Regions from separate parts of the Homo sapiens genome. Here region 2 is linked to region 1. The links are chromatin contacts, found by Hi-C or POLR2A ChIA-PET in ENCODE. All regions are on one chromosome and are shown on one strand. The core of a region is the stretch at or near the end of the contact, and the rest is flanking DNA. Distances in the headings are between cores, read along the strand shown.

The links. Hi-C counts contacts between places; a loop is a spot of excess contacts on that map. ChIA-PET counts read pairs that join two places held with the same protein, here RNA polymerase II (POLR2A). Pooled maps may share reads with other maps.
Region 2: a loop to region 1 is called in a pooled map, with 2.5 times the contacts of the local background. The contact joins the enhancer-like site here to the promoter of ALPK2 in region 1. A Hi-C loop is called at or near these places in 3 of 168 maps with a recorded cell type or tissue (endothelial cell of hepatic sinusoid, gastrocnemius medialis and naive thymus-derived CD4-positive, alpha-beta T cell) and 12 of 50 pooled maps. POLR2A ChIA-PET finds 5 or more read pairs at or near these places in 6 of 52 experiments (A673, CD4-positive, alpha-beta T cell, MCF 10A and 2 more).

Annotation. Positions count from the first base shown.
Region 1 is chr18:58,624,667-58,631,860 of GRCh38, reverse strand. ALPK2 (alpha kinase 2) reads left to right here and starts at 2,770. Exons shown (of 13, transcript NM_052947.4): 1 at 2,770-3,097. It also overlaps the pseudogene RPL9P31. RefSeq lists an enhancer at 2,211-2,753.
Region 2 is chr18:58,712,385-58,719,515 of GRCh38, reverse strand. It overlaps MALT1 (MALT1 paracaspase), which reads right to left. Exons shown (of 17, transcript NM_006785.4): 8 at 5,407-5,433; 9 at 3,549-3,581. All of the region lies in intron 1 of LOC105372146 (a long non-coding RNA gene), which reads left to right. Among named protein-coding and RNA genes, the nearest start is that of MALT1-AS1, 44 kb to the right of the region's middle. Within about 2 kb of position 3,300, at least 5 of the 41 ENCODE cell types and tissues checked have a DNase peak (open chromatin) inside an H3K27ac peak, as active enhancers do; they include CD4-positive, alpha-beta T cell, where a contact is called at or near this core.

The DNA.
Region 1 (7,194 bases), core at 1,521-4,020:
GCCCAGGTTGGTCTTAAACTCTTGAGCTCAAAGGATTCACCCGTCTCAGCCTCCCAAAGTGCTGGGATTACAGGCATGAGCCCCTGCTCTTTGCCAATATCCTTGTTTTTAACTGTTGTGGCTTGCTGAATTAAAGCAGCTGAATTTGAAACAAGTTCAATATCATTTCCTTCAAGAACTAACTCGTCTTTCTGGGCTTGAGATACTGAATGAGCAACACCTGGCCTCATCCAAACCCTGCAGATTTATTTTTCACCCAAGAAATTTCAGATTTCAACAAAAGACTCCTGGCTAACAATGTTGATGGGGAAGTGCGCATGCACAGCTCTCGTCTTACAACAGAAGCCCCGTGCAGCACCCTGGATCATGTTCTGTTTGTGACTACAAATAGTGCCAATGGTATCCAGGTCCTTTCTATTTCCCCACACTTTGTCAACCTGGAGCCTCTTCTTTTCCTTTCTAAGGAGACTGAATTCTCCACTGATGTAAGTGAAGTCCCTCCACAGGGTTCCTCTGGGGCCCTTCACAATAACTGTGTCCCTTCGGAGTGATGTTGACATCTTTGGGAATGTCAAGAGTCTGATTGCGAAGAATGGTCTTCAATCTTGCAGTAGATGTGATAAAGAGAGTCATGTATTTTTTGATGCTATTAGCAGGGCACAGATACATGCCTTTCTTTTTCTCTTCAACGTCTTACTTCTTCCATCCCTCCTTTGATATTCACAGAAAATTCAGAACTAGTGTCCTGGTCTAATTTGAGGTTTTTTTTTTTTTTTTGAGATGGAGTCTTGCTCTGTCCCTCAGGCTGGAGTACAGTGGAGTGATATTGGCTCACTGCAACCTCCACCTCCTGGGTTCACACAATTCTCCTGCCTCAACCTCCTGAGTAGCTGGGATTACAGGCGTGAGCCATGACACCCAGCTATTTTTTATATTTTAGTAGAGACGGGGGGTTTCACCATGTTGGCCAGGCTGATCTTGAACTCCGGACCTCAAGTGATCCACCTGCCTCGGCCTCCCAAAGTGCAGGGATTACAGGCCTAATTTGAGTTTAATTCCAAGATTTCTGTTTCTGATTTTCTTTCATGCTTCCTCCCCGACACCTAAGATTAAAACATAAATTCTGTGGCTGTAAATTCATGAGATGAATAAAACAAATACAGTTAAATCCATTATATGTATGTATGTACGTGTGTGTATATATATGCATGTATGTGTGTATGCATGCATGTATATGTGTGTATGTGTGTGTGTGTGTGTGTGTGTGTATCTATATATGCACATATATAAACCTTCTGCTCTTTACATTTATTTTGCTAGGAGATGAATGTTGGGAGTTGAGGGAATTGGTTTTTCAAATTATTTCAGAGGAACAAAATTAAGTTTCATAGTGAATTTCAACTTTTCCATTTAATAACTCCCAGGCAACACTTCTTTCACAACCATATCACATTTATCTATTGCTTTGGGACATTCCTTCACTTTTGACTTTATTCTCTCTGTGGTGTGCGACAGCATTTGTTTATTCTTTATCATCACACTTTCCTCCTCTCTTCATTCCCAACTTGAAGTTATCTCCTCTTTCTTATCTGGAAAAGACCTTACATTGTGAAGACCTCAGCTTTCCATAAAGCCGACCATTTGCAAAGAGTTGGTAATTTCTGTGTTCTGTGGCATTTCACAGATGTGTTCCCCAGGAGATAGTCATTATTTTACAGTGCCTCAGCTTTAATATCTTTTTTCTCACATGAAGATAAAACTGAAAAACAGAACATATCACCCCTACATTTCTTAATATTTTATCGTTTTAGATGAGTTTTCATCTTGTGAAAAGTTGCATTCCATCAAGGGATAATGATGTACATTCTGTGCTGTGTAAAAACAATTTGCTTTTGAGGATTGCAGTGCCCTACACAGAGTGAATATTTACAGCTATGTCCCTTTCAAAGTCACCCCTGGAGCTGCTAATTTGAGCTGTCTCCACGAGTCTCAAAAGAGGTTTCTGTCTAAGCTGTCAATTTCCAGGTGTCATACATTAAAATATTTTTGGGGAGAGGCTAAGTAGTTACAGAATGATGCTAAAGGATTCTCTATGTTTTTGGACTTGGATAAACTTCAATAAAAGAATTGCCCATATTACAAAATCTACTTTCCCAACAAGAACCATTCCAGGCAATCTGAAGGAATAGGACCTGTGGTATTTCTTCTGTGGATTTCTTCTGATCTTTGTCTGTTCTCTTCTATCGTAGTCAAAATAGGAAGGGGTGTGTGTGTGTGTGTGTGTGTGTGTGTGTGTGAGAGAGAGAGAGAGAGAGACAGACAGACAGACAAGGGGTAAGGGGGGGTAAGCAGGGTGAGGAGGGTGGATCCTGCCTTCCTTCTGTGGCTTCTGCCTTTCTCAGAGAACTTCAGAGGATGGCTATAATGCCTGTTCTAAATGAACAACATATGACACATATTTTCACCTCCCCAACACCCCCTCCACGGGTTTCCTATGTGTACTTCAAATGCCTGATAACCTTGGTATGAGAACTGGTTGTGTTACTCCGGCCTTAATCCCTTTATCAGGCAGCAAGTTTTTCCTTTCCTAAGGAGCGAGCAACTAAGCCCAGGGTCCAGCATGGGCTTTGTAAAGAGCTGCTCGGTCTCCTGAGCAGCAGCCAGTGACAGCTCGTCTGGGTTTCATCAGCTCCCTGGGGCTGCATTTCACCAGGCCCCCTTGCCAGGGCCTCCCCAGCGTGTCGTGTCAACAAGTGTCGCACCTACTGCAGAAACAGCCCTCAAGTTTCATCACAGGGATGCTAAAATATATTCTCCAGCTTCAGCAATGACCTAGTTCACTGAAGGGCGGGGAAAAAATGCTCTTCTTCCAGAACTTCCCCGGGCATGGAATTTCCCCTCTTAGGAAGAGATGAACTTTCTGGAAGCAGACCCATCTATGCTTTGACCTGATCATGGAAGACCCTGAGCCCTATAAACTCCTTTGAATCCCTGTCCCGGGAACAGGGACACCCAATCAATGCCTCACACACAGCCTGGGGAATCCACAGCTGAGCCAGCCCTCCTACAACATTTCTTGGACAAAGAGTACTGAAAAGTAAGTATGTAGACTTTGGTTTTTACATAAGGAATGGCTGTGCTTTCAATATATAGTTGTTTACATTTTCTGCAACAAAGAACAAAGCAGATGGTTTCCTGATGAAATAGAATGAGATGAAACCAATAGGGATTATATGGGATATTTGGGCATATAAGGTTTTAAAGTGGGCAAACTCTCATGGTCTTGTAATTTAAGTCCATTTTGACCCTTTTTGAAAATTATTGCTATTTTTAAATTTGCTTATTTTGGCTTGACAATAATGAATGAAAACAGTTTCTTTCACATCATGTCTATCTTAACAGTTAGAAAAAATATACAGAATGACTCAAACGAGTGATATGTAAAGTTTTGCAAAGCAACATAAAAAGTCAACTATCCAGGTAACTCAGGCCCCAGAGACTTTTGTCTGAAATATTTGAGTATTTTAGTCAAGAGTTATTCCTTTTACTGTGAATTAACTGAATGATTGAAAATCTCTCCTATCTGGGTAGACACAGGAGTATATTGTCTGACAACAGGTAATGCAATTTGCTGAAAAGCTATCAGGCTTTTCAAAATGGCTGATGTAAACATTTATCGAGTTGTTAAATAGATTTAAAAAAAAATTTAAGGCAAAAAGTCAGCCAAAAAAAAATCCATCAATTAAATGCCACCACTGTCACATTACAATTTAATGAACACATCTAAACTTTAAAAGCCTTGATTAAGGGTGTCAGTTACAGACATTTGGCAATCATTTAAAAATAGATAAAAGCAAGAACGGCATTTAGAGCTGCTTCTGCTCTAATTATTTTCTTTCCACAACCTTTTCCTTAAGTAAAGGTAGCCTTTATTTCTAAAGATTAATTAACCAGGAATGGTCATTCCAGAGATATGTGATATGTTTTATAACTCTATATCAACTAAGGACAAATTGAAGGGGTTTTTTGCTGTGTGGCTTCTGAATTGAAACCAAGGATGTTGTGGGTTACCTTCCGAATCAACAACTTCACAAATCCTGTATTAAAAAGCATGGATGGCCAATAACCATGTTCAGATCTTGGAAATCAGGACTTAAAACAAACTAAATGAACTTTAGCTCCCAAATATACATTGTCCTTTTTTTGTTTTGTTTTGTTTGTTTGTTTTTTGTTTTTAGATAGAGTTTTGCTCTTGTTGCCCAGGCTGGAGTACAATGTCTCAGTCTCAGCTCACTGCAACCTCCGCCCCCTGGGTTCAAGCGATTCTCCTGCCTCAGCCTCCCAAAGTAGGTGGCATTACGGGTGCCTGCCACCATGCCCAGCTAATTTTTTTTGTATTTTTAGTTGAGATGGGGTTTCACCATGTTGGCCAGGCTGGTCTTGAACTCCTGACCTCAGGTGATCCACCCGCCTCGGCCTCCCAAAGTCTTGGGATTACAGGCGTGAGCCACCGCGCCTGGCCTACATTGTCTTTTTGATGTTTTTACCAAACATTTAATCATAATTTTGGGAAGCTTTTAGGTAGGGCAGAGTTCCTATTGTCATTACCTACAAAGTTTTTTTCTCCTCCAGTTTCATGAGTTTTTAACAGCCTCCTGAACACTTGTGTGTAGGTATCAGCCCCTGTGATGCGATGCAGTTGAGTTAGTATCTTACTCTGGATGGAGGTGGGAGAAGCAGGGGAGGTCCTGAGAAAGGCTTTGGAGTCAGATTTGGAATCGACTCCTAATTTTAGCATAACTTTTCAACCTGTTTGAACCCCAGTTTACTCATCTGTAAAATCTTAACAGTATTCACTTTAACAGGATTGATGGGGGATTAGATGAATAAATATACCTAAAGTATGTGTCGAATCATAGTTTCTCAATGAAAGTTAGTTTTTCACCTTAATTAAAAGCTTCTGTCTTTTTTTTTTTTGCTAAAACTTTAGAATACTACCATAAAATAAACTATATAAAGTAATAGAAACTATACATTATCTGCATCAGTGCAATACAACATAACACAATTAGATTCTTTGAGAAAAATTCTGTACTTGGAAACAATGTGTTTGAAAATTAAAAAAAGATATTTTAGAATGTATCTATGATAAATAAGAAAAAATTTTTTTTTACTAAAAATAGTTGATGGATAATTGATGCTTATTATCTAAAAGCAGAAGTAGAGATTTATCAACATCCTCTGGGAATGCTTTTTAATACATATCATTACCATATTTAAATATGAGTGTTTGGGAATCCATAGTAATGAAAGGCCTGTGATCATGATGAAAACTATGAAAATGAAGGCACACGCCCAGCCTTTCCTCAAAGATTATAGTCGAGTCTTGCATTGAGAGAGGTGGGGGCGGGAGTGGAGGTGAAAACTCTTTGAAGTGGACTAGCCTTTGGAGGAGCAGAGCAGGGGCAGTAGCTTTGGGCCAACTCAGAAGAAGTGTAGTTTCCAGGATAGGGATCGCACCGTGGGCTAGAATTGCGCGGGGTCAGTGATAAAAGTACACAATGAATAGGGAGAAAGGCCAGGCAGGGATGGGAGGGAGCAGACGAGATTCACAAGCGGGCTTGTGGGCTAGCTCCCAAGAACTTTATCAGACATCTTTCTTGTTGCCCCTTGTTTTTACTGAGATACCCCACAGCTCTTTCCCAGGCCCATTGGAGTACCTCGATACATTCTTCGCTTCGGTTACAGACAGGTTCACAAGGAACCCAGGATACGTTACTCTGGGTTGAATGCTGCCAAAAAGAAAAACTGAAAATGCAAACATGTAAAGCAACTTGGGAGAACGTAATCACGTCATCTTAGGGTTGGCGAAAACGAAAGAATAAACACCTGACCTACATCAAATAAAACATTTAAACATGTTTCAAGCCCTTATTGGGATTTCCGCCTATGCACACCCACCTGGCATGGGCCAAATAGACAAAACTGATCAGGAGACTTCAGACATCAGCTCGAAGAGACAGGCAGCAAGTTGAAGAGAAGCTCAATTCCGAGAGTTCAGTTCTGGTTACACTGCACCCTCCCTCTCAAGGGCCAGCCCTTCCACTGCAATCCTCATGTCCTGGCTGCACAGCCCACCTTGATTTTCACTTGATTTTCAATCCTGCTCTTAGATAACCAGGCCCCTGCTCTTAAACACGCTCATTTGCTCCTCAACCCCTAGTTTAAGACCTTCCTGAGTCCAGCGGTTCTTAAACTTTCAAGTGCAACAGAATCTAAAGAGCTTGTTAAAATAAAGGTTCCTGGGCTCCATCCCCAGAGTTTCTGATTCTGAAGTTTCCAAGAATTTGCATTTCTTCCTTGTTCCCAGGTGATGCTGATGGCGTGGCCCAGGGGCCACTCTGAGAACCACTGCTGTAGCCATTTCTTCGGCCTGCAGTTCCTGAAGAAAACCTATTTGTGCTTATTCTTTTCAACCACCAAACTTTCCTTACTTCTCAGGGGGTGCCAGAGACACAGATACAGTGTGCCAGTGCTGTAAACATAAAAGGTTAACCCATCAGGTGCCCTGCAGGCAAGCAGTTTACAGTCTAGCTGCTGGGGGTGACACTGAGTGTGGGGACAATATGCTGAGGCTAATGGTCTCTAGTTTTTAGGGGGCTTTTTTTTTTTTTCAGCTGAGGGTATCAGGGAAGCCTTCAAAGAGAAACCAGCATTTGAGCTAGGGGTTTGAAAACCTGGCGGGGTTTCTGAACAGATTGAGATGGAAAGTGGTCCTTCTATGTAAAGGAAATCCAGAAAAGCAAACTAAAAACATGGAGGGCAGAAAGAGAAAGAATGAATATGGAAATCAGAAATTAGTGTGGTTGGGCTACGCTTTTCACACTTCTCCTCCCCCGCCTTCTTGATGATGAAAGAATTGTCAAGAGTTAGATGGTTTTGATTAAATCATTTAATCTTCAATCCATTACTTCTGTCGGTAACTTGATTGTAACTTGATGTCCAACATAGAGATCTGGAATGGAGAGCCAAATGATAGGAATTTCAGGCACTGTGGGCCAATGAGGAGAGGGTATGCCTTCTAGAAGCAACAAAGAAATCAACTTGGCTGGGCTTGGTGGCTCATGCCTGTTAATTCCAGCATTTTGGGAGGCCAAGGTGGGTGGATCACTTGAGGTCGGGACTTTGAGACCA
Region 2 (7,131 bases), core at 2,051-4,550, 87 kb before region 1:
GGAGATCCAGCCCGACATAAAGAAAACAGCTACATGGAGAGACCACTCAGGGAGGGAGAAGGAACCAAAGGAAAGAGGGAGAGGGAAACGAAGAGAAAGAAGTTGGGGGCGGGAAGAGGAGGGGAGGACAGAGAGAGACAGACAAGGAGAGGGAGAGACAGAGAGACAGAGTAAGAGGAAGAGAAAGAGAGAGAGAGAGGGAGGGAGATTTTTTCAGTCTTCACAGTCTTTCACCAACCCCCACTAAGGTGCCAGGTATGTAAGCAAAGCCATCTTGAATGTGGCAGTCCCAGCCTCATCTGACTGCAGTTGCATGAGAGACCCCAAGAAAGACCAGCAGAACCACCTGCTAAACCCAGTCCAACCCACAGAACAATGAGAGATAATAAAACTGATGCTGTTCTTAAGCTAGTAAATTTTGCAGTGTTATTCAGCAATAAATAACTACATTACCAGTATAGCCTCCAGCCACTCCTTCCCTAGTTTTCTACCTTCTAGCAATACTGAACTTTGTTCCTCACCCACACCATCTATTTCATGCCTCCATTCTTACCATGTCTTCACCCTTTTTTCCCTCTCCTTCATTTCTGAATGAACTCTCATCCCATATATTTTCATTTTATCCCCTTGAGAGCTCCCAATTCGTCCTTGAAAATCCTCACCTTGGCTTTGCCTCTTAGGTAAAGCCCTCTCTAACTCTCCTCGACTAATCTGATCACCATCTTCTATGAACAATTTCTAGATTCTTTACATATTTCTACTAGGCATGTAGCATGTACTATATTATTCATTTAATGTCTGCCTCCTATTAGTATCCAAAGCCTTGAATTCACAAACCAAGGCTTGTTCTCTTGTTTCATTAAGCAGCGGTCCCCAACCTTTCTGGCACCAGGGACCAGTTTTGTGGAAGACAATTTTTCCATGGACGGTGTCAGGGGAGGGGTGGTTTTGAGATGAAATTGTTCCATCTCAGATCATCAGGCATTAGTTAGATTCTCCTAAGGAGTGCACAATAGGGTTCACACTCCTATGAGAATCAAATGCCGCTGCTGATCTGACAGGAGGCAGAGCTCAGGTGGTAATGCTCGCTCACTCGCCTCCTGCTGTGTGTCTCAGTTCCTAACAGGCCACAGACCAGTTCTGGTCCACAGCCTGGGGGTGGGGGATGCCTGTCATAAAGCACAGATGAAACATTAGATAAATGTTTAGTGAACTTCAATGATAGAAGTTGACCTGATATTCCATTTATCTTGTTATTCTTTCAATTGGGACATGTTTGAGAAAGAATACCTGGCATAATGGAGCTAACGGAGGCTATGGAATGAGAGATAGATGGGTTTCAATCCTGTCTCAACTACTACATTGTATAATCCTGAGCAAGTTTTATTAAACACTTACAGTTTTAAATTTTCATCTACTAAAAATGAGGAAAAATACCTACATCTCAGGGTTAAATTAAACATTTCACTAGGTGAAAACACTTAGTTTATTAGCATTACTATTAAATGCATATTTGTGATTAAACCATCTTCAGCAACTAACCCAGTTACATTTGGATCTTGTCATTTTGTGTACCTAAGACATATGTATGCTCCTCTCTACAGAATATGATGGCTATGCCTTTGTTCAGAACACTATTTTAATAGGTATTTCTTAATCAGTGAGGTCTGTCTGGAGGATCTAAAGAAAAGATCATGGAGCTGGAATACATGAAAACTTACCACTATGAATGAAACATAGCAGGTTTCTTTTTTTTTTTTTTTTTTTTTGAGACAAGAGTCTTACTCTGTCGCCCAGGCTGGAGTGCAGTGGCACAATCTCCACTCACTGCAACCTCCGCCTCCTGGGTTCAAGTGATTCTCGTGCCTCAGCTTCCCGAGTAGCTGGGATTACAGGCGTGTACCACCACACCCAGCCTATCTTCTCTATTTTAAAGCTGAGATCTGCTACAGAAAAAGCACACAACTGATCTGAACCATTATAAATTCTTACTCTTTAAAAGTCTTAGTTGGACTCTCAATACACATTCACTTGTAGATCAGACTTGTAAGACCTTGCTTCCATTTTCTTTAGCCTCTAAGCCTCTGCCATAGAATAAGATCTATATTCAGCCTTACTTTACTCTTTTTCCCTCAATCTTTTTTTTTTTTTTTGAGACAGAGTTTCACTCTCGTTGCCCAGCTGAAGTGCAATGGCACGATCTCAGCTCACCACAACCTCCACCTCTCGGGTTCAAGAGATTCTTCTGCCTCAGCCTCCTACGTAGCTGGGATTACAGGCATGCACCACAATGCCCAGCTAATTTTTGTATTTTTAGTAGAGACGGGGTTTCTCCATGTTGGTTAGGCTGATCTCAATCTTCTGACCCCAGGTGATCCTGCCTGCCTCGGCCTCACAAAGTGCTGGGACTACAGGTGTGAGCCACCATGCCCAGCCTTTTCCTCAATCTTTTAAGCATATTACTACGCCTAATTACTTAGAAACAAAAAACATAAACTAAAAATGTCCTCAGCTTCCCAATAAATCTATCTGTTCACCAATCTCTCCTTCTTTTTAATCTCAAAAGAGGTTTCAACATTCTGATTAAAGCCAATTTCTCTTGTTTTCACCTTGGCCCAAATCCCTATCATCTCTTCTAGGAACTTGCTCTATAAATTGTCCTCTCTTTGATGGATCACTCTAATCTACACAGTCTCAACAGATACTTCCTTTCCAAATGTAAATATCCTCACATTTTCCCCTCCTACCAAAACACTTTGAATATATGCCCTATCTAGTTAATTTCAAACCACTCTTTCTTTCCAACAAATTAATATGTACTGTCTTCATTTGTTCACTTCTGAATCTTTCTTTTTCCACTATTTTATACATTGTATCCATGTTTAAATTCCCAGCATAACTCAGTAACTGACACATATTAGGCACTTTCAACATTCCACTCAAAGCCACCAATCACATCTTCAGTAGCTGAATCCAATGGACAAATTTTAGACATATTTTATCTGGCTTCTGCCAGCATCAAGCTGTTAGCTATTTTTACCATCTTTAAATGTTAATCTGCTAAACTTTTATCTGCTAAAGTTTTCTCCCTTACATTTTCTTGTCCCAGGCATTCTTCAAATGCAACTGTTCGTTTACATTTTATCCTAAATTCTTTTCTCTTTCCATTGGAGAAGACAGGGGAGCAAACGCTAAAGCTACTGCAGCCTTTGTGATTTCTATCCCTCACCAAGAGACAGCACTAACCACTTCCTCCTCTATGCTAACTATGCAGCATGTACATGTTTCTTTTTGTACGCATGTCTGTTTGCATATCGTGAGAAACACACAAATCACTCCACAGAAGTTGACTTGACCCTAGAAACTGAATTTGTAATCATTTTTAAGCCTCCTCTTCTAAACCTTCTTTTACAGATACAAAAAAATAAAACATTTGGTCCCAATGTTATTCACATTTCTTTAAAAAACCAAATTAAAATGTCTTAAATTCCTTCTGGAGTTATACACAATAATTATACTTTGATAATGCATTTTAAAGTTCTACTCACCCAAAGGCTGGTCAGTTGTTTGCTCTTTATTATCTATACAAAGATAAAAAAGCAAAACATGTAAGATCCATGGTATATTTCCAGAGTTAAAGATACATGAAAAGTATATAACATCAGCAGCATCACTTACAGAATATAGTTTCTACTCTTCAGATTTTTAATAAAAACACTCTTGAATGGAAAAAAACGATGGTGGTGTTCACAATAGGAAGTAGCAGTAGTTACCATTTCCTGATGCCTCAGCTGGCACCGTTCTATATGCTTTATATATAACAGATCTAATGAAACCTCACTCTACCCTATGAGGTGCCTACTATTATTAACCCCATTATATAGATAAGGAAATTAAGGCAGAGAGAGATTAAAGTCACTTGCCCAAAGTTATGAAGCTAGTAAGTAGCAAATCTGGATACTAACTTAGGGAGTCTCCTTCTGGATTCTATGCTTTCACCCTCTAGTATACATAAAATAAAATCCCGCCCCGCACCTGAAGCACCATGTAGGGAAAGATGTAGTTCATCAGTTGTGTGTCCACTACTGTCGGGAGATAACTTTGTACTACTGGTCAAATACATGCCACTGAAGCCTATTAAAAGCTTTCCCTATACAACATTCTTCTTTTAAACCTAAATTTTTGGTACTCCCTGAATTGTGGGAAATGAGGAAAAACTCAAAGGGCCAGGAAAATTTTAGAATCTTAGTGGTGGCTATTTACAAAAGTTTTTCTGAAATAACTTTTCATAATGTTCATTAAAGAAAAGCAAGAATTAACAGACTAATTTAGGAAAGGGGATTCTATCCAGACCCCCTATTCTCCCCCAGTAAGAGAAACAATTACTAGGATGGTTTTTGACAGTTCAAGACCTACTTGAGGCAGGTCTCATTGAGGCTTTATGTGAATTTGAGGACACTACAGCAAGGAGAATGACGCACAGGTAATGGGGACTTTCTGCTGTGTCTAGTTTGCTTATATACAGTCAGCACAGCCCAATGGCATTCACAATAATAGATGTTTGCTAATGCAATATGAGTATGACACTAAGCAAACTAGTAATGATGCTAAAATAATGAGAAATAAGTGGAGAAGTAATAGGGTTTTCTACAAATATTAAATGACATAACCACCTTCTTAAACTATTCCTGAAAGGTTTTATTTTCAGATCTATCCACAGGTTCCATCATTGTCTTTCAGAAAGCCTACACGAGGTTGATATCCTGTGTCTTCATGTAGTTCTCACTGTTGATATGCCTTTTATCTCAGGTGAAGGCTTAACTTATTAGAAATCTGTTCTAATTAAAATTAGCCTACAGAGTTCTACATACTCTTGACAACTGTCACTCATTAAGAAATGGTCACTGACCAACCGACCTGTACGATGCCAATGATCCCCACAAACACACTTCTTACTCCAGATATAGGCACCCACCCAACTAGTTCAGATATGCTGTATGACTGAGGCACCAAGAAAAAGGTCCCAGGGGTCTGATCAGTTCAGAAATGTTACCCCTGTCACTCTGTCAAACACTGCTTCCTGCTTTCAGATTAAAGGTCACGTACTTCCCCCATTAACTTCCTTGTTATGATATAAGGAGTAATACACAATGATAATACCTTGAGGTTTTATGTTACCTCAAACACTTCTTTTCTACCCTTACAGTTTTATAACCTAAAATATTTTTAATGTATCACTTGTATAAAATTGTACTTCATGTAGTTAATTTCAACCTTAAATTATATTATTTCAATAAAGAGAAAAAAGTTACTAGTATTACTGTAGCAAAAGAGTACCTACGGTAACTTTGCTGCATTCAACAACTTAAAAATCTAAAACTAAAGTTTTATGTTTGTATTACTCACCAGGATGACCAAGATTATTTAATTCATCTAAAACAAAGTAAGAGAAAATAGATTAAGTAATCTAAACACCAATTTAGCACAAATAGTAAGACTAATCCAAGTAGTTTTGAGCCAGTGAATCATGTTATAGTGTTTTATCAGTTTACAACTTTTCAAATTAAATGAAGAAGCCATGCAAATACTGAATAGCAAAGAATAGTGAATATTGCTGTGCTTATCATTTAGGACTTCTAAGCCATCACTGTTTTCATTAAGTGACAAAAACTAGGCTCTTTCATAATTTATTCATAGTTTTAGATATTCTGGCTAATTAAAAACAGTAATCTCAAATGATCTTTTTAAGTCAACTTTTAATTTTAGAACATTTTAAGGTTTACAGAACTACTGTGAAGGTAGTGCAGAGAGAGTTCCTATATACCCCATACCTAATTTCTCTATTATTAACATCTTATGTTAGCCTAGTGTATTTGTCACGTCTTATGCTAGAATAGTATATTTGTCACAACTAATGAACCATTAATGGTCTTTTTTGCTCAGGGACTCCATTCAGGATCTCACATTACAACTGCTTGTGTCTCCTCAGGCTTGTATCTTCTTGGTTCTGACACCTGCTCAGGTGTTCCTTGTCTGTGATGACACTGACGGTTTTGAGGAGTAACTGTCAGGTATTTTGCAGAATGTCACTCAACTGAGATTTGATGTTTTTCTCATGGTTAGATTCATAGTTTCTCAAGGTGTAAGGTGTTTTTGGGAGAAATAGTGGTTTCAGAATTAACCTGTACCCCATGGGACATCTTATCATGGCCAATGGATAGGTAAAATAAGTAATGACATTATAGCTATCTATTTTTTCAAGTTTTATGAAGATAAAAATTAACATTAACAATAAATTACAAATGTTATATACTATTCATACTTTTTTAATGTAGAAACTTTATTCTTATATGTTACATAAAATCAATTGAAGAAGGTCTGAGTCAGCACATGTGTTATGTGCAATTTTTTTTGCCTTCAGTATTAGGCTCAACTCATTCCCAGTTACTTAGTTATTTAGGTCAGTAGCACTGTACTCTTTCACCCCTCTTCAGTGAGGCTGTACCATACATTTGCAATACAGTTAGGTTCTTTTCTTATAGTCTGTATTCCATCTTGGAATCCCCCTCCTCTGACCTCCTAAATGATTAAAATTTGTATACATGTATTCATCATTAATCATACAGAATAGTTCCACTGCCCTAAAAAAATCCACCTATTCAACCCGCACCCCTCATCCTGATCAAGTATCTTTTTTTCATTCATACATAATAATCGTACATATTTATGGGATACATATGATATTTTGACACATGCATATGATATATAATGATCAAATCAGGGTATTTAGGATATCCATCATCTCAGACACTTATTTCTTTGTGTGGGGAACATTTCACTTCTAGCTATTTTGAGAGACATGGTAAATAGCTGTTACCTATTGTCACCCTACTGTGCTATCAAACACTAGAACTGATTCCTTCTAACTGCAGGTCTGTACTTATCAACCAACCTCTCTTCATCCACCCCCAAGCCTCTTGCCAGTCTCAATCTACTCTCTACCTCCATGAGATCAACTTTTTTAGCTCCCATAGATAAGTAAGAACATATGATATTTGTCTTTCTGTGCCTGGCTTATTTCACTTAACATAATGACTGTTCCATCCATGTGGCTGCAAGTGACATCATTTC